Linked DNA regions of Mus musculus: all the other regions are linked to region 4. The links are chromatin loops, found by intact Hi-C in ENCODE. Cell type or tissue: heart. All regions are shown on one strand. Region 1 overlaps Hand2os1 (Hand2, opposite strand 1). Region 2 overlaps Hand2os1 (Hand2, opposite strand 1). Region 3 holds the start of Hand2 (heart and neural crest derivatives expressed 2). Region 4 has its middle 110 kb from the start of Hand2os1. Region 5 overlaps Gm33501 (a long non-coding RNA gene).

What was found. A loop is a pair of places that touch in the nucleus more often than their neighbours do. Peaks named below come from ENCODE experiments on the same cell type or tissue, not always from the same donor. Only the 100,000 strongest peaks of a DNase experiment are listed, where the experiment ranks them.
Region 1: a loop joins it to region 4, with 2.7 times the contacts of the local background. A loop is called at or near these places in 5 of 42 quality-filtered maps.
Region 2: a loop joins it to region 4, with 2.3 times the contacts of the local background. A loop is called at or near these places in 5 of 42 quality-filtered maps.
Region 3: a loop joins it to region 4, with 2.3 times the contacts of the local background. A loop is called at or near these places in 5 of 42 quality-filtered maps.
Region 5: it touches region 4 in a loop (2.7-fold over the local background); 3 of 42 quality-filtered maps call a loop at or near these places.

What each region holds. Positions count from the first base shown.
Region 1 is chr8:57,311,927-57,316,926 of GRCm38, forward strand. It overlaps Hand2os1 (Hand2, opposite strand 1), which reads right to left. Exons shown (of 6, transcript NR_154048.1): 3 at 2,589-2,688. Among named protein-coding and RNA genes, the nearest start is that of Hand2os1, 6.4 kb to the right of the region's middle. In heart, a CTCF peak has its summit at 2,510; DNase peaks (open chromatin) are centred at 765, 905 and 2,505; H3K4me3 peaks cover 4,804 bases; H3K27ac peaks cover 5,000 bases.
Region 2 is chr8:57,299,930-57,304,929 of GRCm38, forward strand. Hand2os1 (Hand2, opposite strand 1) reads right to left here. Exons shown (of 6, transcript NR_154048.1): 6 at 4,332-4,503. Among named protein-coding and RNA genes, the nearest start is that of Hand2os1, 18 kb to the right of the region's middle. In heart, no CTCF peak of the experiment used is centred here; no DNase peak of the experiment used is centred here.
Region 3 is chr8:57,318,516-57,323,515 of GRCm38, forward strand. It overlaps Hand2 (heart and neural crest derivatives expressed 2), which reads left to right and starts at 2,468. Exons shown (of 2, transcript NM_010402.4): 1 at 2,468-3,946. The coding sequence starts at 3,392. Hand2os1 (Hand2, opposite strand 1) reads right to left here and starts at 2,344. Exons shown (of 6, transcript NR_154048.1): 1 at 2,174-2,344; 2 at 1,669-1,773. In heart, no CTCF peak of the experiment used is centred here; DNase peaks (open chromatin) are centred at 1,916, 2,446, 2,976 and 3,626; H3K4me3 peaks cover 5,000 bases; H3K27ac peaks cover 5,000 bases.
Region 4 is chr8:57,211,804-57,216,803 of GRCm38, forward strand. No RefSeq gene overlaps it. Among named protein-coding and RNA genes, the nearest start is that of Hand2os1, 110 kb to the right of the region's middle. In heart, no CTCF peak of the experiment used is centred here; a DNase peak (open chromatin) is centred at 2,358; H3K4me3 peaks cover 286 bases.
Region 5 is chr8:56,881,677-56,886,676 of GRCm38, forward strand. The region is part of intron 1 of Gm33501 (a long non-coding RNA gene); the gene reads right to left. Among named protein-coding and RNA genes, the nearest start is that of Gm33501, 4.6 kb to the right of the region's middle. In heart, a CTCF peak has its summit at 2,708 (motif pointing right); no DNase peak of the experiment used is centred here; H3K27ac peaks cover 1,712 bases.

The DNA.
Region 1 (5,000 bases), 100 kb after region 4:
AATGCAATATTTGCTATTTTTTTACTCCAAAAGTGCTCCTTAGTATAGAGCAGAGTAAATATTACAATTTCGTTAAACAGCCGCCAAGATTTAATTGTCTGTGAAATATAAGGCTTAGGAACTAACTTAACTACTGTTCTCCTGACACAGAAGAGGCTCCCAACACCGAGGGGAGACTACCCCAGAGAGAAAGAAAAGTGAGCTACATGCCCCCTAGCACATGTGTGGAAAAGCCTGTCCTAGGAACTTCGGGAATGGTTCTTGCAGGAGATTTAAAGGAACTCTGTACAAAAAGTCAAACAAGAACAAACAGCTCTGGCAAATACGACAAATCATGCTAGCAGTTTAACAGCGAGGGAGCAGGCAGAAATCCAGCAACCGCTAACACTTACTGGAGAAAATGTTACTGAAGAGGACAGGAGAGAGGGGAAGAGAAGCAGGGGACAGAAAGGAAGCTGAAGAAACAACACTGGTGTCCATATGTGGAATCTGCATTTTACAAATGTTGCATATACCTTGGTGGCTCGGCCAGGAAACTGGAAAGCCAGTGTCTAACTCCACGCTGAGAGCCCTTTGCACAGGGGTTTGGGCTAGGGCTCCGCCAGCTCCTAGCGACCAGGTCACTTTAGTGCGCCCCCCTCCCCACTTTCACCCGCTCCCCACCCCCACCCCTCGCTCCTCTCCAGCAGTGGCCCTGCGGTCGCTTCCACCAATGGCTCTGGGTTCAGAGTGAGCGGGCGGCAGCACATTTGCCCTGGTGGCACCACAGGCACCAGCCAAGCCCGTAATTTCAAAGCAAACAAGGCTGAAATGTTGGATTCGCCTCCATCCTGACAAGATCTACGCTTTTGCCGCCAATTTGTTTTTGCAGCTCTAGTTCAGGGCACTTGATTGAGGAAATGTCGAAAATAGCGGCGAGGGTTTTCCCTAATGAGACCGGGGGTGTTGGGGGAAGCGGTGGCCTTCCCTCAGCACCCGGGGCTCCGAGGTGAGCAGTTAACCCCTTCATGCCCGCATCGGGCGAAAAGGTCTTGGAGGAAGATATCAACCCCTGGTTAGTTCCCAGCGGAGGATCTGTCCTGACCGGAACGTGGTGGACTTGCTTCCTCCAGTCCACTCCACAGAAGGGCATGGGAATGGAATGAGAATTTGGCCGGAATAAAAGGGGAGAGATCCAGCATTCATCCCAGGGCCTGGACCACTGGTCGGTGTCGGTACACGAGTAACAGTTCCCACAACCCCACCCCCACCTCGATTCCCCTGCGTGGGAGTCGTTGCAGCACTCTGAGCATCGCTGCCCCACCACCGGAAGGCCTCACTCGGACCGCTGACTCCCAAGCAGCTATCTCCGGAGGTGAATTTAAAATAAAAGCAACTAAATATTAAAAAAGGAAAAGAAAAGAAAAGAAAAGAAAAGAAAAGAAAAGAAAAGAAAAGAAAAGAAAAGGAAAGAAGAGGAAAGAAAAGGAAGGGAAAGGAAAGGAAAGGAAAGGAAAGGAAAGGAAAGGAAAGAAAAGAAAAGAAAAGAAAAGAAAAGAAAAGAAAAGAAAAGAAGAAATGAAGAGGCAGGAGGAAAAGATGTAAATAATTATTGAGCGCAGCTTGGTATCAGGCAACACTCTCCCTTGATCCTTTTAATCTAGCTCACATCCCTCTTTCATTTCCACCACTGTTTGAATAAAGAGAGAAACTAAGGCACCCAGAGCACTGACCTCGGTGTTGAGGCGGCCCTGGCTACCTCTTGAGTTTGGTGTATTTAGGATGGGTACAAGATAAGCCAGGTCAGAGTTGGTCCTGCCGCCTGCAAGCCAGATTGATTGGGAAGACACTTTCCCAGTGCCCGCAAAGGCTTGAGGTTGAAGGTCTGTTCCTTTCTAAATGACTTCCAAGTCGCTCACCAGCTTTAATGGCCTTCAAAATAGAGTAAAACAACACAACCTGATTGCAATTAGAACACCCGGATTTCTCTAAATCGCCTTTCCACCAGCTTTGAGGGCATCTTTTTGTGCGGAAGCATTAGTTGTGTTGTTAGAGGACACAGACGCGTAAAGTGAAAGATCTGCACCCTGAGAACTACAAACTACATCTGCGTGGTTTCACCAGAAAGTTCAGAGAATGGAAGGCTTGATATGGGTGCAAGGGGGGAAGCTAACCAGAAGGCCTCTTATGAGGTGGAAACACTCAGGAAAGACCTAGAGGCAACAGTGAAGTGTAGGTTCTTCTCTAGCTTGGGAAGGTAAGCCTTTTTTGTCAAAGAGGTTGTCAAATCAAAAGGTGCCAGACCCACATTTGGCGACAATGTGGGAGTCTGGTTATCACCAACATTCATTTCACAGCTCCACTTCTATCTTGGAGAATGGCAGGTTGATCTAGTCTTGAGCCAAAATTCCAACCAGGTTTAAGATCGAAAGCCCGAGGTTTGGAAATGATCAAAGTTGGTCGTCTGTGACTAGCTTTGGAACTTGTATCAAAGGGAATTTTCAAGAGCAGAGACAGTAAAACGGCACTAGGGGCGCTCTCACCAGAGACCTTGACTGCATGAGCCCTACACCTTTGCTCTTTTCCCTGGGGTCTAATCTGACATATACCTTGGCCAATCCGAAGTTCTTTCTGAAGTCACACTCTCCTGTAGACGGGAAGAGAAGACCCCCAGGAGGTGACGAATTGCTCGAGAATGAACTGTGCCTTCTGTCGGCAAAAGAAAAAAAAAAAAAAAAAAGCATCAGTCCCACGGATTTAGTGAAGTCTCCAAATGTATTCGAAATGGAATTCTCCTTTTCCTGTATGCAAACATTTGCCTCCTTTGAAGTTGGATGCTTTGCAAGAAAAATGCGGTTCCACTTTTTTAGTCCTAGGGTTTGGGGCCTGTGTTGACTTAAATGAGCACTCTCACACAAGTATTAAAAAGAAAAGCATTCTCTTTTGGAAAATAGAACAAAGTAGCGCTTCTCCAATCAGAGTGCAGATACATAATCTGTAACAACAAATTTGCCTCCTAGTGCTGCGCATTTCCAGCAAGCATCCTGCCTTCTCTATTTACATTATAACTTTGCTGCCTGCAATTATTTTTATTTTAATTTTCTGTCACTTTAACAGAAACCAGATCCTTTTCTTTTAATGTTTTGTACACAGCATGTTCAATTTGATAAGATGTTCTTTCCTATCCTCTTTTAGCTAGCCTTTCCTTGTTTAGAGTTCTGTATCAGAAGTTTCTAATATTTCTCCCTCTTTTTTTTTTTTTTTTGAGAATTTGTCCCTGTCTTGCTTTATTTGTTTGTGTGAAATTTAGTTTGAAAGGAGATCAGAGAGAGCAGGAGGGGTTTGTAATAAGAGAATGACCGAATGACCCAAAGGCTGATTATCTATCATTAACTGGAGACTTGGTGTACCCAAATTACCAGGAAGACCTCAGTCTGCCGGATCCTTACCCAGCCAGAAAGGCAACCGTGGAATGCACACTCTGAAAAAGACTCATGACATTGCAAGTGAGGACGGTGCTTGAACATATTTTCTTAAAGGAATGCTCCTTCCAAACTCAGCTCCAGTTGAAGGGATAAATTACTAGATCATAATATGTTATGTACAGGTAAAAATCTGTATCCCAGTGCTAACTTTACCAATGTTTTTTGCAACTAGCTTTCTCATATTGTTTCATTAGAACCAAAATTGCAGTTAATTGTCTAAACTCCAGAGAATATTGAGAAATCAAGACAAGCTGCTTTTGATCTGCTAAACCCAGGCCTTGTAAAAATCGAAGTTTGCCATTAATATTGACAATAAAAGTGTTTCTTTTTGTTAACCTGAAACCTAACCTATCCTGGCTCAAGTCCCTTGTCTCTAAGCAAAGACTGTAGAAGAATGCAGGAAAGGCTTGGAGTGAACTGTCAGAGGTTAAAAAAAAAAAAAAATCCATCTATGCCGTGCAGCAAATAAAGTCACGTTGGGGAGTCTTCCAAGGAGTACCCTCAACATGGCAGTTAGAACTGGGAAGGAAAGGGGCTCCAGTCACAAGTCAGTCCTTCAGTCCCACAAATGATGCCTCAGAAGCTCCACGTGTTAAGCAGCCATTTCATTCCTACTTATCCTCAATCCCAGACTGCATGGCATGCTTGCTTAAATCCACTGCTAGCTAGTTCCAAAGAGTATAAATACAAAATCATAGCCATGTTCTCGTCTGAATTCTAAATGACTTGTTTACAGCTTGGAAGAAATAATTCTCTTTATAATTAACTTTTATTTGTATTATTGCGGGGTTTTTTTAATTGCTTATTTTTAAGTTCTGTGAGTGAAAGCCAGGGTCTACCTCTCAAATGCACATCCAGCACTGAAATATTTCTGTGTGTGCAATTCTTTGTGTATGTTTTATAAATCCTGTGGGATGTATTGTCTTATAACATTTTATTCTAAACTCAGGATTCTACTGCAAAGTGGCAAAGATCAGATCTATCATACTTCTTGAGACAAGTATAATAACATATATTATGTTTAATGGTATTATATATAGTATTATCCTTTGCAATGCCAGTTCACAGGACATTTTATGCTGCCTTTAGTCTGAATGAGTATTTTTAATTTACGGATACCTGTCACAGTACCAAATCCTTCTTCATCAATGAGAACTCTCCACATATTTTCCCGTTAATGCAAGAATGCAATCATGGGTTATTGAAGAAAATAGAATACCAACTGCTGGTCATAATGGATAGTAGGATTTTCCATAAAGAATCTAAGGACAAACTAGTGCTTCATTCTTCCATAAGTCTCAGGTTCAGTGACAGGGTTAAATAAAATATAAACCACAACACTTCTGGGGAGTAAAATTGGGGAAAGCAAAAGAGGGAGCAGAAAAATAGGAAAAAAATGTACAGGGACATAGGAAACCTTGACTTTGCTATTTCCTAGGCACAACTGGACTGAAGGGTTCATTTTTTTTTATCATCCTCTCCACAGCCATCCCTGCCTTTGAACCAGCCCCCCCCCCCCGCCTCCTCTGTCTGCAC
Region 2 (5,000 bases), 88 kb after region 4:
GATTCTGTGGCAATATTGTCTCACAAAATCAACTTGTTTCTGAAATAGTCATTAGCATTTATGCTCAACAAGGTACGAGTTCATAGAAAGTGTAGCTGTCTACCTGGAGTCACTAATATTTCACCTGCAATGCCTTTTATGTATTAGATGTTTGTCTATCTTCTGTTACTGTGATGAAAAACCAATGCAGTTTGGGGAGCAAAGGGTTTATTTGGTTTATACGTCCATATCACTGATTATCATTGAAGGAAGTCAGGACAGGATCTCAAATAGGACAGGAGCCTAGAGGCAGGAGCTGGTGCAGAGGCCATGGAAGGGTTCTGCTTACTGGCTTGCTCATGCTTTCCAGGACCCCTTTTTTATGTCTCTAAAACCAGTACCACCTGAGTGACTCTTAAACTACTAAATTTGGCTAGCAACAGGAGGGTTAACCTTGGCCACCTCTGGAACACATGAAGAAACATTTCCCAGAAGACTTCACCTCAATAATGCTGGTCTCTACTTAATCACAGCTAATTAAGCAGACCCAGCTGACCAGCATCCATTGTCCCAGCATAGCAAAAGTTTTACCTCAGTAGCTTTGGTCTCTTGTTAATCAGAGCTGATTCTTCAGCCCTGGCTGACCAGACACTATAGGTTCTTCACACATAAGTTCTAGTAGAGTCTTTGCTTTCCTCTGAAATTTCACAAGAACAGGCCTCCATCAATGGCACTGCTGTCAACATTCTTACCTTCCAAGCTCCTCCATTAATAGCTCACTGAGCTCTCAACACTCCAAAGCTTTTCTATCCCAAAGTTCTCCCACACTCTTCCTCAAAACAACATAGTCAGGTCTGGCACAACAATATCTTACTGTCCTGATTCAAACTTGTCTTTTAGTTAGGGTTTCTATTACTGTCATGACCAAAGCAACTGGGGAAGTAAGCATTTATTTGGTTTATATTTCCATATGAGTATTAATCACCAAAGGAAATTCAGACAGGAATCCAAAGAGGGCAGGAACCTGGACGCCATGGAAAGGTGCTGCTTACTGGCTTGCTCCTCATGACTTACTCAGCCTGCTTTCTTATAGAACCCAGAATTACCAGCCCAGGGATGGCACGACCCACAATGGGCTGGGCCCCCCTACATCAATCATTAATTAAGACAATGCCGTGCAGCTGGATCTTATAGAGACACTTTCTCAAGTGAGGCTTCTCTTTTCAGGTAACTCTCGGTCATGTCAAGTTTCCATAAAACTAGCCAACACAATGCTCAATGAGTTATGTGTTGAATGAAAGAATGAGAGCAGATAGCACACTGAGTCCATGGGTAGTTTTCACTTTTATGTGATCCTGGTAACATTTTTTGTGCCTTGGTTAGTCTTTTTTATAAAACAGGAATAGCACTGCAGCTTTTATGAGGGGTTGTGAGAAATAAGAGTCCACATGAGAAACACACTCCGAACAAGGGCCTGGCATATAGAAAACATCAGAGTGTTATCATCTGTGGTAGTGGTGCTGGTGGTGCTGGTGCTGGTGGTGGCGGTGGTGGAGGTGGTGGTAGTGCTGGTGGTACTATTATTATTATCTCTCATTTCCGGTGTGAGGTAGAGCAGGGTTCAGTCAACCTAGAACTTCATGCAAAACTGAGGTGCTCATTGCCCTAAAAAAGCATTCACTGCTCCAATAAATGAGTTCCCCAAAAGACTTAATGTCTCACAATATTCTAAAAGACTTTCCAATGCTGGCTGAGATTACTCACTCAGAAATCCCTAATTTCAGTGAGTTCCAACCTGCCTGGGCTATAAAGTAAAACCTATTCTTGCCCTTAATTTTTTTTTAAATAAATGAGGTAGAAAGTGGAGGAGGAGGACAACTATGATCAAAATATCTTGTATGACATTCTCAAATGATACAAAATAAAAACATTTTAAAAAGTTAAAAAGGCTACATCTAAGTTGCTACTCAGAGTCCATCACTAATATACATAACAACTAACTTCCTTATATATGAAATGCCATCTGTGCGAATTCAGTAGATACAAGAAGATCCTAACATTGCTAATTGTTCACTGCTATTGACCTCGATTATATATTTTAGATCTCAGCGAAGGTTTCCACTTTGCCTTCTCTTACCATCACTCCCTAAGGGGTCTATGATTATCTAGCAGTGCCCATGCCTGGCCGTGTGCTCTCCGGTCACCATCAATGGCTGACTGGAACAGGAACAGGGGCATCTTAAAACAAAACAGCTGCATCCCAGGCGCTTCAGACTCAGGTGGAATATGATAGCTGCTATTAAGCTCCTTTGAGCTCGTCTTGACTTTGATGATTTCCCTCTTCCTCCTCTTTGCCAAGCTCCAACTTTATCTTGTAAAATAGCTCCAATGTTCATTTGGTTTTGTGCTAATGTTTTAGTTGTATTGTTATTAATTTCAGGATTTGGGCTGGTTTCAGTCTTACGGGACTTCCCCTCCCCACCCCCCCACCCCGCCCTTTGTCTATTTTGTCTGGAGAAACTGTGAAGTGAGGTAAAAGTCTTGCTAAATTCTCCTGAGTGGACATGGAAGTAGCAATGTTCTGTCCCTAGCATTGACCTAATTCAAAGGCCCTGCCCTCCAAAGCATTTCCTGGTAAGCACCTGTAGTGGTCTTTACATGTTGGAATGGCTTCTATATCCTGTGTCACCAACCTCCTTTTTCAACACCCCCATTCCACTGCCCACTCTTTGAGTGAAATACTTTATTTCTATATTCATAAATGCATCATTGGCTAAAATCTATTTGGTCACTATTTGTGGAGAATAAGAGCTTAAATGCACTGTTGAGATAAAATTTTCATCCAGGCATCATGGTGCATGCCTGAAATCCCAGCACCTGGGAGGCAGAGGCAGGTGGATCTCAGAGTTGGAGGCCATCCTGGTCTACAAAGGGAGTTCCAGGACTACACAGAGGAAACACTGTCTCAAAAAGAAACAGAAAGGAAGAAAAGAAAGAAAGAAAGAAAGAAAGAAAGAGAGAGAGAGAGAGAGAGAGAGGGAGGGAGGGAGGGAGGGAGGGAGGGAGGGAGGGAGGGAGGAAGGAAGGAAGGAAGGAAGGAAGGAAGGAAGGAAGGAAGGAAGGAAGAAAAGGAGGGAGGGAGGGAGGGAGGGAGGGAGGGAGGGAGAGATAATAGAACACAATGTATGTTAAGCTAATTGAAGCAGTTCTAGAACCTTCTAAGCTTCCTATTAAGGAAATCATACTCTTTAAATTGGCTCATCACAATGGTCGTACATGCCTTTAATTCCAGCACTCAGAATATAGAAACAGGCAGATCTCTGTGAGTTCAAGGCAGGCCTGGTCTACATAGTGAGGTAAGTTCCAAGACACCCAAGACTCTGTAGAAAGACAGTGTCAAAAATAAAAGGAAATAATGAGTGTAGCCTCTAAATTAGTGGTTTTCAGCTTGTGGGTTGAGAATCAGTGGTTGCATATCAGATATTCTGCATATCAAGTATTTACATTATAATCCATAACAGTAGCTAAATTACAGTTATAAAGTAGCAGTGAAAATAATTTTATGATTACGGGTCATCACAACATAAGAAACTGTATTAAAAGCTCCCAGCATTAAGAAGGTTGAGAACCACTGCTCTAAATTAATATATCTTCATTCTACCATTGTGTTGAATACAATGGTTTCTAAAAGCTGTCACTTAAAGATTATTCATGGTGCTACAATGAAGCCAAACAATCATGCAACTCATTGGGCCTTTTTCCAGCTCCCAGTGGCCACCTGGGATTCATCTCTGTTCTCTGGTTCTGTGTTTCAAATCAGCTGCTCAAAGATACTATTGCTGTCAACAGGCTCCCTGATTTATTTAATCCTTCTCCAAAGTAGGTTCTGAAACTCTTACAGTTTAACCCCTACTTAAGCCAGCAGCAACCCTGCAGGGACTGGCTCTTTCTCGCACTGGCAAGTGTCTCTTTGAGGGCCCTGTAGCACCACAGTTGCCTGGGACAGGGAGCCCATCCTTTGCCCCTGCTGCTATTCTTTTTCCTTTCCACACACTATCAACACAGTTTTCAATAGTGCTTCCCACTACTCCTTTCTGAAAATAGCAACACACAAGCACACTGTGTGTATCTAAGTCAGAACTCAATAAATGCCCATACTTCACATTTGAAGAAGAATCTCATTTCGATAATTTAATCAACAATGAATGAGAACACTTGTAGCTTCTCGTGGCCCACTTCTGTAATACCAACACTTACGAAGCTGGGGCAGGAGGATGGCAAGTTCCTGGCCAAGCAGAGATACATAGTGAGTGAAACACCATTTCAAAAACAAGGAAAAACAACACTCTCACTGGATTTTTTAAAAAATAATTTTTAATATACTATGTGCATGGTTGGATAGGTGCCACTGTGCACATGTGAAGATCTGAGGACATCTTTCAGCAGTCAGCTCTCTCTTTCTGTCGTGTAGGTTCCAGGTATTCAATTTAGGTCATCAAGCTTGGCAGCAAGCACTTTCTCCCACTGAATCAGTACAACATGGAAATACAGATTCAAAGAGAATAAAAGAAAAAGGAAGGAGTTTTAGTAAGTCAGAAGATGAGACTAATCAAAACAAAAAAACTTTAGAAATAAATTATTGGTCTAAGGAACTCTAGTTTTGTCTTCTAATGTATAGTTCAATCAGCTCATCAATTTTAAAGTTCTATGCAAAGAAAAAGTCCCCTAACAAGAGATGGCTTCTTGTCTTTCCCCAAATCTTTTCCCAAATAGATCTATAATCCATAATAAAATTCAGAGATTAAAAAAAAAATCAGACTAGTTTGATAAATGACCTGAGACTCTTTCTTAAGGTTAGAAAATGTCAGACTTATTCACACTCCTATCCTTCCCCCAGTCTGACTCTAGACTAGAATACTTTCTGGTCTAGACTCTAGTTCTAGAAAGTATGGGATTGACTTCCTAGAATATCCACTGACCTTTTGTTAAGCTTTTTGAATGTTCTCATGCAGCAATTAAAA
Region 3 (5,000 bases), 110 kb after region 4:
ACCACCAAAATTTACCCACTGGTCCCCTCTCTCCAGCCACCTACAGAACGCTATCCTACCACTCTAGTCTCTGGGTTTGAGTTCCTAAGATCCATGAAGCTTTAGACCCCTGGATTGTAGTAATTAACTGATAATGGTGCTGTCAGTGAGGAGTGATGGTCAGATTAGCATTTTTTACAGCCCCTTTTCTGTCCCATGTTGTCCATTTCTTTTATCACTTGTGAGGATGCTATCTGGAGCTACGAATCCATACCCCTACTTTTTGTTGTTGTTGGTGGTGGTGGTGGTGGTGGTGGTTTCAATTTTAAAAGCAGGAAGCGGGTTGGGGGGAGGCTAAAAGTAGCACCTTCTGATCCCTAAATCCTGAGGCTGCAAGTGAACAGATAGCTTCTCTATCCCCAGCCCTATCTTTCTGTGGATTCTTCTTCTATCTCCCAACGCCCTGAAAGTCTATTTCCTGAGGCAGCCAAAAAACACCTTTCCTAAGTTTTTTATCTGTGATTGGACAGGACATAATCATCTTACCCAGTCTACCTGTTCCCGAGGCCTAAATGTTTTTATAAACAAGTTTTTTTTTAATGTATCAAATGTCAGAGGCTTTAACTACCAATATTTACTGATTCAGGGTACCCCTCCTGCTGAAAATGTAAACAGAATTCTCCACCACATTACCTCTACTTCTTTAAAACCACTCTCCTTGTACCCCAAGCTGCAGACCCACCGAAGCTGGAAAGCAGAGCCCTATGTAGGTCACTTTGTTCTGCCATCAAACTCAAGCCTCTGAGCTAACCAGCAAGACTAGGTCCAGCTACTCCCCATCCTGAATTTGCTCTGTCTTAGTTGACCCTCTGCTGGGGGCTGGCCTGGAAAACTGACCCCTTGCAAACAGAAGAAAGGCCACAACCTTTAAGTTCTCCCCCTCTCCCACCACCCAGCTCTAAAGTCTTTTTTTTTCCTCCGTGAGATTACCACAGGGCAGTTAGGTCTCAGCTCGGGTACCCTGGGAGCAAGAAGATGGGCTCTCCGATTCCTTCTGATGTGGCCTTCCAGACAGAATAACAGCCAGACAGACTCTAGGGACATGGGAAGGACTGTCCATGCAGGATTCTTAACTTGGGGTTCTCTTTAATGTCTGGGACCAGAGTGCTTCTGCCTCCAAAAAGCGATGCCAACGGTGGGAGTCACTTGTGTCCCCTCTGCTTGCCTCCTCAGGTCCAAGGCCAGCTATCGGTGTGATCAAATTTACAGCCTAAGGGCTTCTGTTGACACCCTATTACACAGGGACCTTCTTCGTGTGAGTGAAAAGAAGAGATCCTCATACAGGCCAGCCGGAGGGTGGTTTTGCCTCCTTCCACTGACCGCCCCTATCCCGCGCTGCTGGGGAATCTCCTAGGTGCCCCGAGGCCCGCTAACTTACAAGTGGAGATCCATTTTCCGTTCTAATGCGTTCAAGATCGCCAAGGCAAGCAGTCTAAACATCCACGAGCCTTCCTCCCTGCCTGTCTCTTAAACGTCCGTTTAATGGCTCCCCTCCGATAACTAAACCTGCTTTCCACAGATGCCCGCTTTTATGAGGGAGGCAGGAATGCAGAGATATATTTATATGTTTGTTCATAAAAACTAGAAAATAAGCTCCGAACACGCTGTAAAAACTATTCAGTTACTTACCAAACAGGCTAGTTAAGCAGGAGGAACACGGATATTCGCCACACCACAGATTCGAGAAATCGAGGTGCCCCACTTTGAAAATCTTCGCAATCTCTGTTAGGGTTGCTGCAAATGAGTGTGGGCACAAACTGAAGGTCTCATCCGCGTTCTCTGCAAGTTGTCATCCTAACTTGGGTCATCCACTTCAGTGCCTAAGCAAACAGGCCACTGCAACTTTGCCAAAGTGTGCCGGGTCAGAGGAGCGCTGGCGCTCTAGCCTGGTCAAAGAGACTCGGCTCACTCCCAATCGCACCTTAATGGGATTCCATACCGCCACCTCCAGACTCTTGTCGCCACCACCACCCACCCCAAATCCCCTCCCCAGCCCAGCACAAAACTATAGGAGACTGTCGGCTCAGTTTTCTGCCTCGGTTACCTACAAAACACTTGAAAAGGCATAATCTGCGTTCCTTTCTCTATTCACCCCACCCCTGTAATCAGAAAAGAAAGCGAAATAATACTGTACCTGGTTTAAGATTCTTCAGTATTGGGGGGAAATATTTTAATAGCGAAGCATCTGTTAAACACTTGCATTAACCTATGGCTGATAAAAGGGTTTTTTTTTTACCCTGCCCCCCCCCGTTTTAATTATCTTATGGTTATGAGTGGACAACCAATCCTAGAAGAGGACCTCGGCAATTAGCAACGTGAACATCAAAAAGTTTTATTGCGGAGAGCGCGAGGCGCCGCCCCCGCCGCCCCGGGATTGGCGTGAGGAGCCTCTGACGACATATATTAACCCGAGCGGCCCTAAAGATGTAGCTGTACATGGAGATCTTGCTGGGAAAATCGGCTTGCTCCCCTCACCGCGTCCAGCCCAAGAGAACCGCCGCCGCTGCCACCCAGGAGCTTCCGCGGCCACTGTCTGAGCACACCCCTCCGAGAGTCCATTCGCCGCTTCCCAGCTCCGAGGTGCCTTCAAGGGCCCAAGATTCTTGTCCGGAGAGGAGAGGATCTTAGAAAATGGATGCGCTGAGACCTCTCTGCAAAGCCTCCGAGAGAGCCTGAGGAGCGAGGACGGACACGTTCCTTACAGCTTTAAAAACAAATCACACTCAAGGACCAAAACAACAACCAAATAATTTTTATTAAAACAATAAGCGCCCAAGAACCCAGATCGAGCTGGTGGGGGAGGGGAAGGGGCAGGAAGGGGGAGGGTCGCACCGAGGTAGCTCCACGCTAAGCTGCGACCCCGCCGCCTCCCGGCACAGCCGGGCCGGCTCCTGCAGCCCCAGCTTGGACTCGCCCCGGATTCCAGGTCATCTTCGGAGTCAGGAGTCCCGTGGCCGGCGTCTGCGGGACTGCCTCGCGGGAGCCGGCCGGCACTTTTGCATGAGCACCGGAGCGCTCTGCCTGGTCGCTGCAGCGGGGAACGCGGGAGCCGGCGCGCGGGCTGTAGAGCTGGGCGGGCGGCGGCGGCCAGCAAGGGCGCACCGTGCCGGGACCAGCTCGCCGCGCCCCATGGGGAGCCGGCGGCCGCGGCACAGCTGAGGCGGGCCCGGCGGGCCAGGCGCGGGCCCCGGGCTGCAGCGGCCCCCTCTGCGGCTGCAGGGCCGGCCCGGGAGCCCGGGGGTTGGGGGGTGGGGGGTGGGGAAGGCCGCCGATCGCCGAGGTCGGAGCCCGATCGGAGGGCGCGGCGGGGCTGCGCGCACGCTGGGGCGCGTGGAGGGCCACGGAAGGCGAGATGAGTCTGGTGGGGGGCTTTCCCCACCACCCCGTGGTGCACCATGAGGGCTACCCATTCGCCGCAGCCGCCGCCGCCGCTGCCGCCGCCGCCGCCAGCCGCTGCAGCCACGAGGAGAACCCCTACTTCCACGGCTGGCTTATTGGCCACCCGGAGATGTCGCCCCCCGACTACAGTATGGCCCTGTCCTACAGCCCCGAGTACGCCAGCGGTGCCGCGGGCCTGGACCACTCCCATTATGGGGGAGTGCCGCCCGGCGCCGGGCCTCCCGGCCTGGGGGGGCCGCGCCCGGTGAAGCGCCGGGGCACCGCCAACCGCAAGGAGCGGCGCAGGACTCAGAGCATCAACAGCGCCTTCGCCGAGCTGCGCGAGTGCATCCCCAACGTGCCCGCCGACACCAAACTCTCCAAGATCAAGACACTGCGCCTGGCCACCAGCTACATCGCCTACCTCATGGATCTGCTGGCCAAGGACGACCAGAACGGAGAGGCGGAGGCCTTCAAGGCGGAGATCAAGAAGACCGACGTGAAAGAGGAGAAGAGGAAGAAAGAGCTGGTCAGTACTAAGGGATCGAGGCTGGTGAGGGACTCGGGGTTCTTGGGACCGCTGTTCTGGTCTTTCCATTCAGGCTGAGAAATTGTGTGCCACATTCTTTGCGTAGGGAGCCAGGTTGTGGAGTAGGGATGGTTTCCTCAAAAGCAAGACAGGAGGATGTCAGCAGCAGAATGTCTTCCTTCGAAGTTGCAAGCTCCTCTCTCCATTTAGGACCGACCTTCCAAAATGTAGGAGCTCACCAATCTCCCAGTCACACTGGCCAGGTCCCCTCATTCTGTGTTCATTAAAGCTATCTTTGACCGCCAACCCAACTTTTCTTCTAAATATTTCTAAAATAAGTTACCTAATGACCTCTCGGTTCCAGTGACTCCACTATTGGTCGCATCCCCCATTCCAAAACCGAGGCTGCCTCTGACTCTAAGAAAACGTTATGCTCCTTCACATTGCTAGGGCACGCGGGAGGTAACGGTAAACATTAAGTACCTTTAACTTCTAGCGTACAAGTACAGCTTTAGTTTCTCTTTGGCAATAATGTTAGAGCGTAAATTCTCCCCTAAGTAATTCGCGAGTGTTTCTAAGTTTATTTGAGTGAGTTTGTGCACTTGAAGAGTAAAAGTTATGCACATTGTGGTCATTGTTATCAACTCTAACATGAAGTTATGCCGAGCCACTTAAAGTGTTCTCGGATTCCTACCAACTGCCGGTAAAGTAATGGAGTTCTGGATAGGGCATGACCAGGAAGAACCTAAGAAACAATTCCATTTGTGGAGATTTTCTCCTTTGCCGCTTGCAGCCCTTTGATTCATGCATAATGGAATGGACTTCCGAATAACCAGAGATTTCAAGGGCCCTGGAGGAGACAAACTGCTGAACTCAATGTACAGAGCTGCTGCTGGCTGGCGGGAGAAACCCAGGCCAGAGCAGAGGGGCTTTTGGATATGGGTTCGCTATTGAAACAGAGGGCAGATTAAGCGCTGGCCTCTGCTTTCTCCCCTGCAATAGCAGGAAGGGAAAAATAAGAACCTAGGCTTCACCATAGCCGGCTAGAAATCGG
Region 4 (5,000 bases):
TCTCCCTCCATTCCCAATGCAAGCTAGCTAAGTGCTTGCACTTTTCAAAGCAGAACCCTGTAGAAAGAGTGTTGGAAAAGCATGCACATGCAGTCTGCTAATGTGAGGTGGATGTAGAAAGAGTGAGTTACCTAGGATACCTTCTAAATGCTCTGTAAGAGACTCTAAAATAAAATAGATAGATAGATAGATAGATAGATAGATAGATGATAGGTACATAGATTCGTAGATTCATAGATACATAGATGATAGATACATAGATTCACAGATACATAGATAGATATAGGTAGATAGATAGATCGATACAGACAGACAGACAGACAGAGATACGTAGATAGTGACATAGATAGATAGATACGTAGATAGAGACATAGATACTAGATACATAATTTGGAATAGCTTGTTCCAGCACCATGAAACACAGAAAACTTGAAAAGTGAGCAGACAGGCCACAGTTAATGGGGCAGAAGGAAGTCTGCAGTGAACTTTCTGCAAAGAAGAATGCCTCAAAAGGTTTGTTTTTAATAGAGCCCTCTGAACTGTACACCTGGAATGGGGACCTCGAGCTGTCAGAAGATACCTTTTACAAGCTTGCAGGATGCGTGTGGAAAGGTGGGAAGTGCACAAGGTCCTCTGCACGCTGTTTTCTTATGCTGCTGTTATGCTTTTGTGGGTACAGATAACAGTGTAACCTCAGTGAGATGCCATGCCACTTTTTGGAATGGTCCCGGGGTTAGCAATCATGTAGACTTGTGGTAGCTAGAACAACCTTCTTTTTAAGGTTTTAACTGTGGACAACTGGAGATCCAATCCCACAAAAGAACTCGAGGAGGTAGAGCCTATGTCTCAAAGATAACCAGTCAAGGGATAGTCACTCCCCAGTTCCACTTATCTTTGATAGGGGCCACATTGAAGGCATCCTTCCAGCATGCACTAGTACCAGGCCAAAAGCGCTCCAGGGGCCGGAGTAAACCCAAAGCAGAATCTCCCAGGCCCACTGCAGGAAACAGTGACACGGACATGTGTGAGAACCAAGCCCAGAACCACAGACATAGTGTTTATTACCCCAAATGCCCATGAGATTATATTCCAAATGCTGACATATTTATGATCTGACCAAAACATGAGAGACATGAAGAGAAACCACACTTGTACGTAAAAGGATGCTGTGGGTAAAAGTAAACCAAAATATCCTTTTAAATGAAAGGTTCCTTACTCTGTATTTCCTGTGGCTTTTAGGAATTAATATTAGTTTAGAACAAGGTTGGCAACCTGGGACCTCTGAGTCAAATCCGTTCTGCCAACTCTTGTCATCCTGCCCCCAACTATGAATGATATTTGTATTTTTTCAAATGGTTGGAAAAAGTCAAGAGGACTATATCCCAGTACATAAGTTTATATGATATTCAAGTTGCATAGTCTGCAAAGATTTATTGGAACTCAGCTACACCCACTCGTTTATATACTGTCAGTGGCTACACTGTCAATGGCAGAGCTGAGTAACCGTGACAGGGACCATCTGGACTTCGAGACCTAAAAGTTTATTATCTGACCCTTCACAGAAAGTTTGCCAACCCATAATTTAGAAGCAGCCTCACTCTCAGAGACTCTTCATGACATGGGTGCTCCCCCAGGGAACAGGAGTCGGAGAAAGTCTCATCCTTCCTTTAAGGAAAATAGAATCGTCCTGGTCAGGCTCCACAAAGCACTCTCTGGGTACCTTGGATAACAAGGACTTTCTATCAGCCTTCCCTCCCATAAGTCCCTACCAGCTGAATACATACTGACACTCCTTCAGAGCAGGGAAGCCCGTAAGCAAGAATAAGATTCGGATAAGCAGTGATGAAAATTAAATAGGTTTTCAGATTTATAGTTCCTGATTTCTCCATTTCAAAACATAATGCTTTGCAAACACCTGTTACCCGTTTCATTTTTCCCAGACACGAATCCATAATGGAAACTCATGTCCGAGCCCTTGAAAAGATTCCCCTTGTGAGAAAGGAGGTCAAAAACAGGACAGTGGGAAATAGCATCAAAAGGAGGGGGGCGGAGGAAAGTAGCAGCATGTAAGAAAGGACTTAATGGATACTATTTAATCAACAGGTGTGGGGCAACTGAACATCGAAAAGAATAAAGGTTTGTATAAACAGGTGGCTGTGGGGTTCAAGTATAAAAATTGGCAAACTTAATCATGTCCCAAGGGAAGCCAAATCTAATCCGATCCTTACCACGTGATTATCTGTCTGGGCAGAGAAGAGGGGACTGGGTATGTAAACCAGGTCTCCGCCCCCGAGTCTGCAGTGATCTGTGGATGTGCTTACACACGTTGCCTACACGTGAGCATTGCAGCCCTCAGAACGGCAGAGTCCGTTCCGAAGGCTTGTTTACGGGAGAGCATCAGAATTCTCTGGGGAAGCACGTCAGCGTGAATACGCTTTAAATAGCGCAGGACAAAAATGTTCTTGTGAGGAACACAGCCTGTGATAAACTTTGAAGTACGAACGAGAAGTGGAAGTGAATGTTAAACGCAGGCCTTGTCCTAAAAACTTCGTGAAAAATGAAACGTACAAGAAAAGTTGGATCTCTGCCATGACACCCATTACAGTGTAGACGAAGGATCTGACCTTTCATGTTAAACTTACTGTGTTTTTGACACATTTAGTCAATTAAAATGGGTGAAGTGTAATTTGTTTTTCTTAAGTTTAATACAGCATGTCAATAGAAGTTAACCAAAATTTATAGTTGGAACACTAAAGCTGCCACACATACTTAAACAAATGGACACAATTTATCATGGTTGAAATAAAGAGAACATCACGGGCACTGGACTTTACACTTCACGTAAGCGTGTTGCCAAATATAGGAAAACAAGCTCCCTCTCACACTTCCAATAGGAAAGACACGCAGGGTCGCATTAAATATTGGTGTGAAAAACCTGGCAGGGATCCAGTCCTAAGGAGTGTTAGCGTTGGCACTTGCACTGTGTACTTGTACTATAAATTGTTGTAGCGTTTATTTGACATGGAATACCCAAAGGATTGATGAGCAGAAACGGAAGATTTTTTTTTCATCGCGCCATATTACCTTTTTCATACATCTATACTAAGCTTTTACGTCTTCAGAGTCTAAACAAACAGCCACCTGTATTCAATCGGCACAAGATATTTTTCATGAAACTATAGTTTGCCTTTTTATAAACCTATAAAAGTACACATTTTCCATTTTATTAGTCAGCGAAGCAGAGGCGGATTTAATAATAAAACGTATAAAATGCAGTTTCTTTACAGACAGTTTAACATTTTATTTTTGGCTTGTTTAAAGTGTCACAAGGACAAACAAACTTACATCACAATTCCTGTCTCTTTCCTACAAGAACAAATGGCGGTGATTTTGTATATCTTTACATTGAAAAAATTCAGCTCACCTTCTGCAATTTATATGAGAGTTTATAAATCCCTGAAGATTCAAGAATAACATGGAATTAGTAGGGGAGAAATCACATACTGTAATCAAATACAAACATTTGAGTTTGGTGTCCATAACTTGTATGTCAGTTATATACACCTACAGTAATCAGTGGGTTTACAATAAGTTCAAAGGATCCAACTATGATGGTGACATCAACATACAGTCTAGAAACTAGAAGGGGATATTGGAATCAATATCATTTGTGGGTATTGTTGTGAGCTTAGCCTTTAAGGACTAACCCATCTCTCTAATCCCACAATCAATCTTAAAAACTTGGAACTAGCCCCTTCTGCTCGACTCGAGCCCCGGGCTACCTTGCCAGCAGAGTCTTGCCCAACACCCGCAAGGGCCCACACGGGACTCCCCACAGGATCCTAAGACCTCTGGTGAGTGGAACACAGCGCCTGCCCCAATCCAATCGCGCGGAACCTGAGACTGTGGTACATAGGGAAGCAGGCTACCCGGGCTTGATCTGGGGCACAAACCCCTTCCACTCCACTCGAGCCCCGGGCTACCTTGCCAGCTGAGTCGCCTGACACCTGCAAGGGCCCACACAGGATTCCACACGAGATCCTAAGACCTCTAGTGACTGGAACACAACTTCTGCCAGGAGTCTGGTTCGAACACCAGATATCTGGGTACCTGCCCTGCAAGAAGAGAGCTTGCCTGCAGAGAATACTCTGCCCACTGAAACTAAGGTGAGTGCTACCCTCCAGGTCTGCTTATAGAGGCTAACAGAGTCACCTGAAGAACAAGCTCTTAACAGTGACAACTAAAACAGCTAGCTTCAGAGATTACCAGATGGCGAAAGGCAAACATAAGAATCCTACTAACAGAAATCAAGACCACTCACCATCATCAGAACACAGCACTCCCACCCCACCTAGTCCTGGGCACCCCAACACAACCGAAAATCTAGACCCAGATTTAAAAACATTTCTCATGATGATGATAGAGGACATCAGAAAGGACTTTCATAAGTCGCTTAGAGAATTACAGGAGAGCACTGCTAAAGAGTTACAGGCCCTTACAGAAAAGCAGGAAAACACAGCCAAACAGGTAGAAATCATTAAAGAAAAACAGGAAAACACATCCAAACAGGTGATGGAAATGAACAAAACCATATTAGAACTAAAAGGGGAAGTAGACACAATAAAGAAAACCCAAAGCGAGGCAACGCTGGAGATAGAAACCCTAGGAAAGAGATCTGGAACCATAGATGCGAGCATCAGCAACAGAATACAAGAAATGGAAGAGAGAATCTCAGGTGCAGAAGATTCCATAGAGAACATCGACACAACAGTCAAAGAAAATACAAAATGCAAAAGGATCCTAACTCAAAACATCCAGGTAATGCAGGACACAATGAGAAGACCAAACCTACAGATAATAGGAATTGATGAGAATGAAGATTTTCAACTTAAAGGGCCAGCTAATATCTTCAACAAAATAATAGAAGAAAACTTCCCAAACATAAAAAAAGAGATGCACATGATCATACAAGAAGCCTACAGAACTCCAAATAGACTGGA
Region 5 (5,000 bases), 330 kb before region 4:
ATCACAAATTTGAGGGGGAGTAGAAGACATGAGTTAAGGGGAAAAAATGGGGTACAATAATATAAATATAGTAATTATATACTAAATTCTCAAATAAAAATAAATAAAAACATACTCAAGTCATTTCAATGAGAATGAATGAATAAATAGGTATGTTTTGTAATGTATTAAGACATATAGGACAGAGTCAATAAGCAAATTATTTCTGTGTAGTAGAGTGAACCACAGTGAGATTATTTCCTTTGACCAATAGAGCAAAATAATACAAATATGATAAGCAGTCAACACGTTTTTCTCTTTTTTTTTATATTTTTTATTAGGTATTTTCCTCATTTACATTTCCAATGCTATCCCAAAAGTCCCCCATACCTCCCCCACACTTCCCTACCCACCCATTCCCCCTTTTTGGCCCTGGCGTTCCCCTGTACTGGGGCATATAAAGTTTGCAAGTCCAATGGGCCTCTCTTTCCAGTGATGGCCGACTAGGCCATCTTTTGATACATATGCAGCTAGAGACAAGAGCTCCGGGATACTGGTTAGTTCATAATGTTGTTCCACCTATAGGGTTGCAGATCCCTTTAGCTCCTTGGGTACTTTCTCTAGCTCCTCCATTGGGGGCCCTGTGATCCATCCAATAGCTGACTGTGAGCATCCACTTCTGTGTTTGCTAGGCCCCAGCATAGTCTCACAAGAGACAGCTATGATGAAATATGAGTTGTAGAATACAGTGAAGAGACTGTAGCCAGTATTAATCAAGTATTCTAGGATTGTTTAAAGGAAGGAAACAGGAAAACTCTCTAGTACTATACAGCTTTCCTCAAAAGTAAACAATAGGTATATATTTTATGAATATAAATTTTAATTTGCTAGTAGTATTCCTAAGGAATAAGTATTGTGAACATCATGAAGGTATGTGAGAGACAGGCTTCAGTTAACTTTGCTGTATAACTGGAGGTTATGATCAGTGCAGACACAGCTAAAAGAATAACTGGCCTTTGGTGAGCCAAGCCCCCGCACAGGAAAGAACATTCTATGATCAGTGTCTGATCTCATTTCAGAGCACCAGGCACTGCAGATTACCGGAGAGATGGTTTATTTTTTTTCCCACAAGTCCTATTGTCAGAACTTAAAACACAAACTGAATTATTAGAACATCACAGCAAAATCCAGTCACTGTATATTTTGGAAGAAAAAAATACAACAGAGATAGAAAATATAGCTGGGGGTGCTCTTATATCTTGTGACATATGATATATTGATTGATTTAGATTCCCACTTTAAGATACAATAATGGGCCACAATTATAGCCCTGAAAGTTATATTTGAGGAATTTATGATTTTACTCTTCTTTGGATTGTGAAAGGCACACACGGATTACTATGTCACTGTGTGAATACACACCACTGCCACCAGCATCCCACCCTACCCTGGACATTCAGTGTCCTGGCCTGTAGTATTGCAAATACCTGCAAGCAGTGAGCATTCAGACACACACACAGCAAAGGCAGTCTGTCTGCGAATATCTGGCATACCATCAACAAAATGTGCAAATATGTAAATACACCATTTAGTGTTTAACTGACACTTCTTAGTGTTTATTTACCATAGTCTGCAGTTGCATAAGAAAAGACTAAAATTTCTGTCTGAAATCCAAAAGGGTTTTGGTGTGGGTTCAGCTAAGAATGGCGTGGATTTCCATCTTGGTTCCATTTTAATGATTGTGTGTGTGTGTGTGTGTGTGTGTGTGTGTGTTTCCCAAAAGCTCTAAAACGGGAAACATTTCTGGGAAGCAAAGTATTTGGCCAGGAGAATTTGTCTTTCCCTGTCACAATCTTTAGCTACCATTCAGCTAAATGTTGTTTGGAATAATATGGCCCTAATGCCCCTATCTCCTGCTGAATTGCTCAGACGGGTAGGAGATTAGAGTGAAAAGAGGTGCCGGTATTATCTATGCGAGTGCGCCAGGGTCATGCTACACTAACAAGACCGCCCCAGCCCGGGTGACAGAACCCAGCTGCTGGTCCGCAGGCCCTTCATGTCAGAGGGTTCCACTTACTGTGGGGCCAGTCTGCAGAGAGCCTGGATTCTAAGTAGGTCTCTTCCAGCTCTAAGTGAGACACTGACTTCATCATTTTTTGCCCCCTCACCCCAACCCTCCTCTCCCGCTTTTTTTTTTTAAGGAAGGGCTTACGTGTAAAATCACTTACCTGTTTAACCTATGAACTTAAAGAAAACTTGGATCCCCACTTAAAATACCTAAACTCGGGTTTGCCTTCGCTCCATCCTCCCAGTAACTGTACTAATAAGTCGTTTATCACAAAGACAAAACACCGGGTTTCATTTTATGTTGTCCTTACAGTACACAGGCCCTCAACCATGAGGTTTGGTGAGATGAGGTTTTAGCTCAGGGTTCATTTGTTTTATATCTGTCTTGTACGAAGCGATGCCCTGTGCACAGAGAACACGGTGTGCCTATATTAAAGAATTGTCTTGTTTTTTTTTTTCTCTCTCTCTCTCTATTTTTTAAAGGAAGTAAGTCTTCCTTTGAGTGTTGCTTAATAGATATGTATATTTATATTCGTATATATGATGTAAATAAAGACTTTAGCATAGGATTTGGTGAGTGGCTTTCTTTCCTTTCCCTGCCTGTTTCTGGAGTGAAGGGTTTTAGGTTAGTAACACACAAAACCTGGTAGAGTTGTTTAGCCAGTAGAGGGAGATAGAGCTATCCAGCAGCTTTACTGGGTACTCTTTTTTTTTTTTTTTTTTTAGTGTGACTGTTTCTTAAATGCTCCACCAATAAGAACACTTTGTACATATCTTTTCCTACAAGAGTGAAGCTTTAAATGAAAACTATCCATACCTCTAAGGAGAATCAGTCAAGAGAAGATTATAAGAGTAGCCTTAGGAAAAGAGAATCATTGGAAAGAGAAAGAACTTTTTAAATTATCCTCCTCTTCCCATTGGACACGCAGACTTTGTGTGCCCCGGTACAGGGGAACACCAGGGCCAAAGGGGGGGAGTGGGTGGGTAGGGAAGTGGGGGTGGGTGGGTAAGGGGGACTTTTGGTATAGCATTGGAAATGTAAATGAGCTAAATACCTAATAAAAATGGAAAAAAAAATTATCCTCCTCTAACTACCACAACTTAGAAAGACTACTAAATAAACTTGCATTTACTTAGTGGCAAAATAGTTAAGGAAACACTCTTCAGAGATAAGCTCAAGGAGACCTCAAAGCTTGATCCTGCCTTACACTTCTGGTGTATCAGTGATCTCAATGTGTTAATGGGTGGCATAGATTTCGTCAGTTCATTGAAAGCGTTTGCACAGGCAAGCTTAAAAACAGAAACAAAAAGCATTTCAGGTTCCATAGGGTTTTTTTTTTTTTTTCATTTATCAACGCTTGAAATTTTAGTTAAGTGATTCCAAAACAGAGTCTCCATTTTATATGATGCTTTTAAGTTCTCAAAGTATTTTTATAAGCACTATCTCATTTTAAAGCAGTCTGCTGTTCTTTAGGCTATAGTCATCTCAGCTAGCATTTTAGAACTTAATGAAATTGTGTTACTAACCCTTCCATGACGAGTATAAAATGTGTCGAGGTGGAAACTTTGCCGAGAGCTACTAAATTATTCTTTCAACACCCAGAAACCTTTTGCACTTTTATTTCAACAGAATGAAGTTCTATTGAGTTTCTGTGAAATTAAATGCTGTTATGAATTTGTTGTGGCCACTACTGCTGGGGATTTTGTAGAAATAACTAGATTTGTGGGTGTGCCCAGATGTGTCCATCATAGAATAAGACTTTTGAAATGACACTTTTGAAAAAATTGATGAATATGATAAAAATGTTTTGTTATTAAAAAATTATATTGTGGTATTTTTAAATATACCCAACAGTGGATAAATATTTTTATTGGTTATTTTCTTTATTTACATATCAAATGTTATCCCCTTTCCTGGTCCCCCCTCCCAGAAGCTCCCTATCCTATGCTCCCTCCCCCTGCTTCTGTGAGGGTGTTCCCACTCCTGCCTCCCTGCTCTTGAATTCCCCTACACTGGGGCATCGAGCCTTCACAAGACCAAGGGCCTCTCTTCCCATTGATGTCCAGCAAGGCCATTCTCTGCTACATGTGTCTGTAGCCATGGGTCCCTCCATGTATACTCTTTGGTTGGTGGTTTAGTCCCTGGGAGCTCGGGGGGGTGGGGAAGTACTGTTTAATTGATATTGTTCTTCCTTTGGGGTTACAAAACCCTTCAGCTCTTTCAGTCCTTTCTCTACCTCCTGCATTGGGGTAGAGAAAGTCCTACCTCAGTCCGACGGTTGGCAGTGAGCATCTGCCTCTGTATTTGTCAGACTCAGTGGAAGAGAGCTGGACCCGACCTGAAGTCAGTCCCCAAGTCCCTATAGGGCTAGCACTCATAGTATCAGAAGGTGTTATACAAATTGCCAATGGAGAAAAGCAGCCAACTTTATCCATCTGTAAAGTTTAGGAGGCACAGCAATGACTTATTCTGCATGATAAGCCCCGTGGGGCTATAGAGACCCATACATCTGGTGGAAACAACTGTCTAATTAGACTTAGCTAATCAATAGGAGGGAATTCACACCTGGTACTGGAAAACCTAAGCTGGAGAAGTCATAGACCCTACAGGAGAACCCACTACTGCCATTCTCCTAAACCAACATCGGTTTTGGTTTTGGTTTTGGTTTTGTTTTTTGTTTTTTGTTTTTTTTTGTTTGTTTGTTTTTTGTTTTTTTTTTTTTTTTTTTTTTTTTTGGTTTTTCGAGACAGGGTTTCTCTGTATAGCCCTCTTGACCTCAGAAATCTGCCTGCCTCTGCCTCCGGAGTGCTGGAATTAAAGGCGTGCGCCACCACGCCCGGCTACCAACATCATTTTAAACTGTATTCTAAATATGTTTATGCCCACAAATAAGTGTAGCTCTCATCTCTTGACAAAGAAACTTGTTTTTTCAGAAAATGAAGACAGAGCTCCG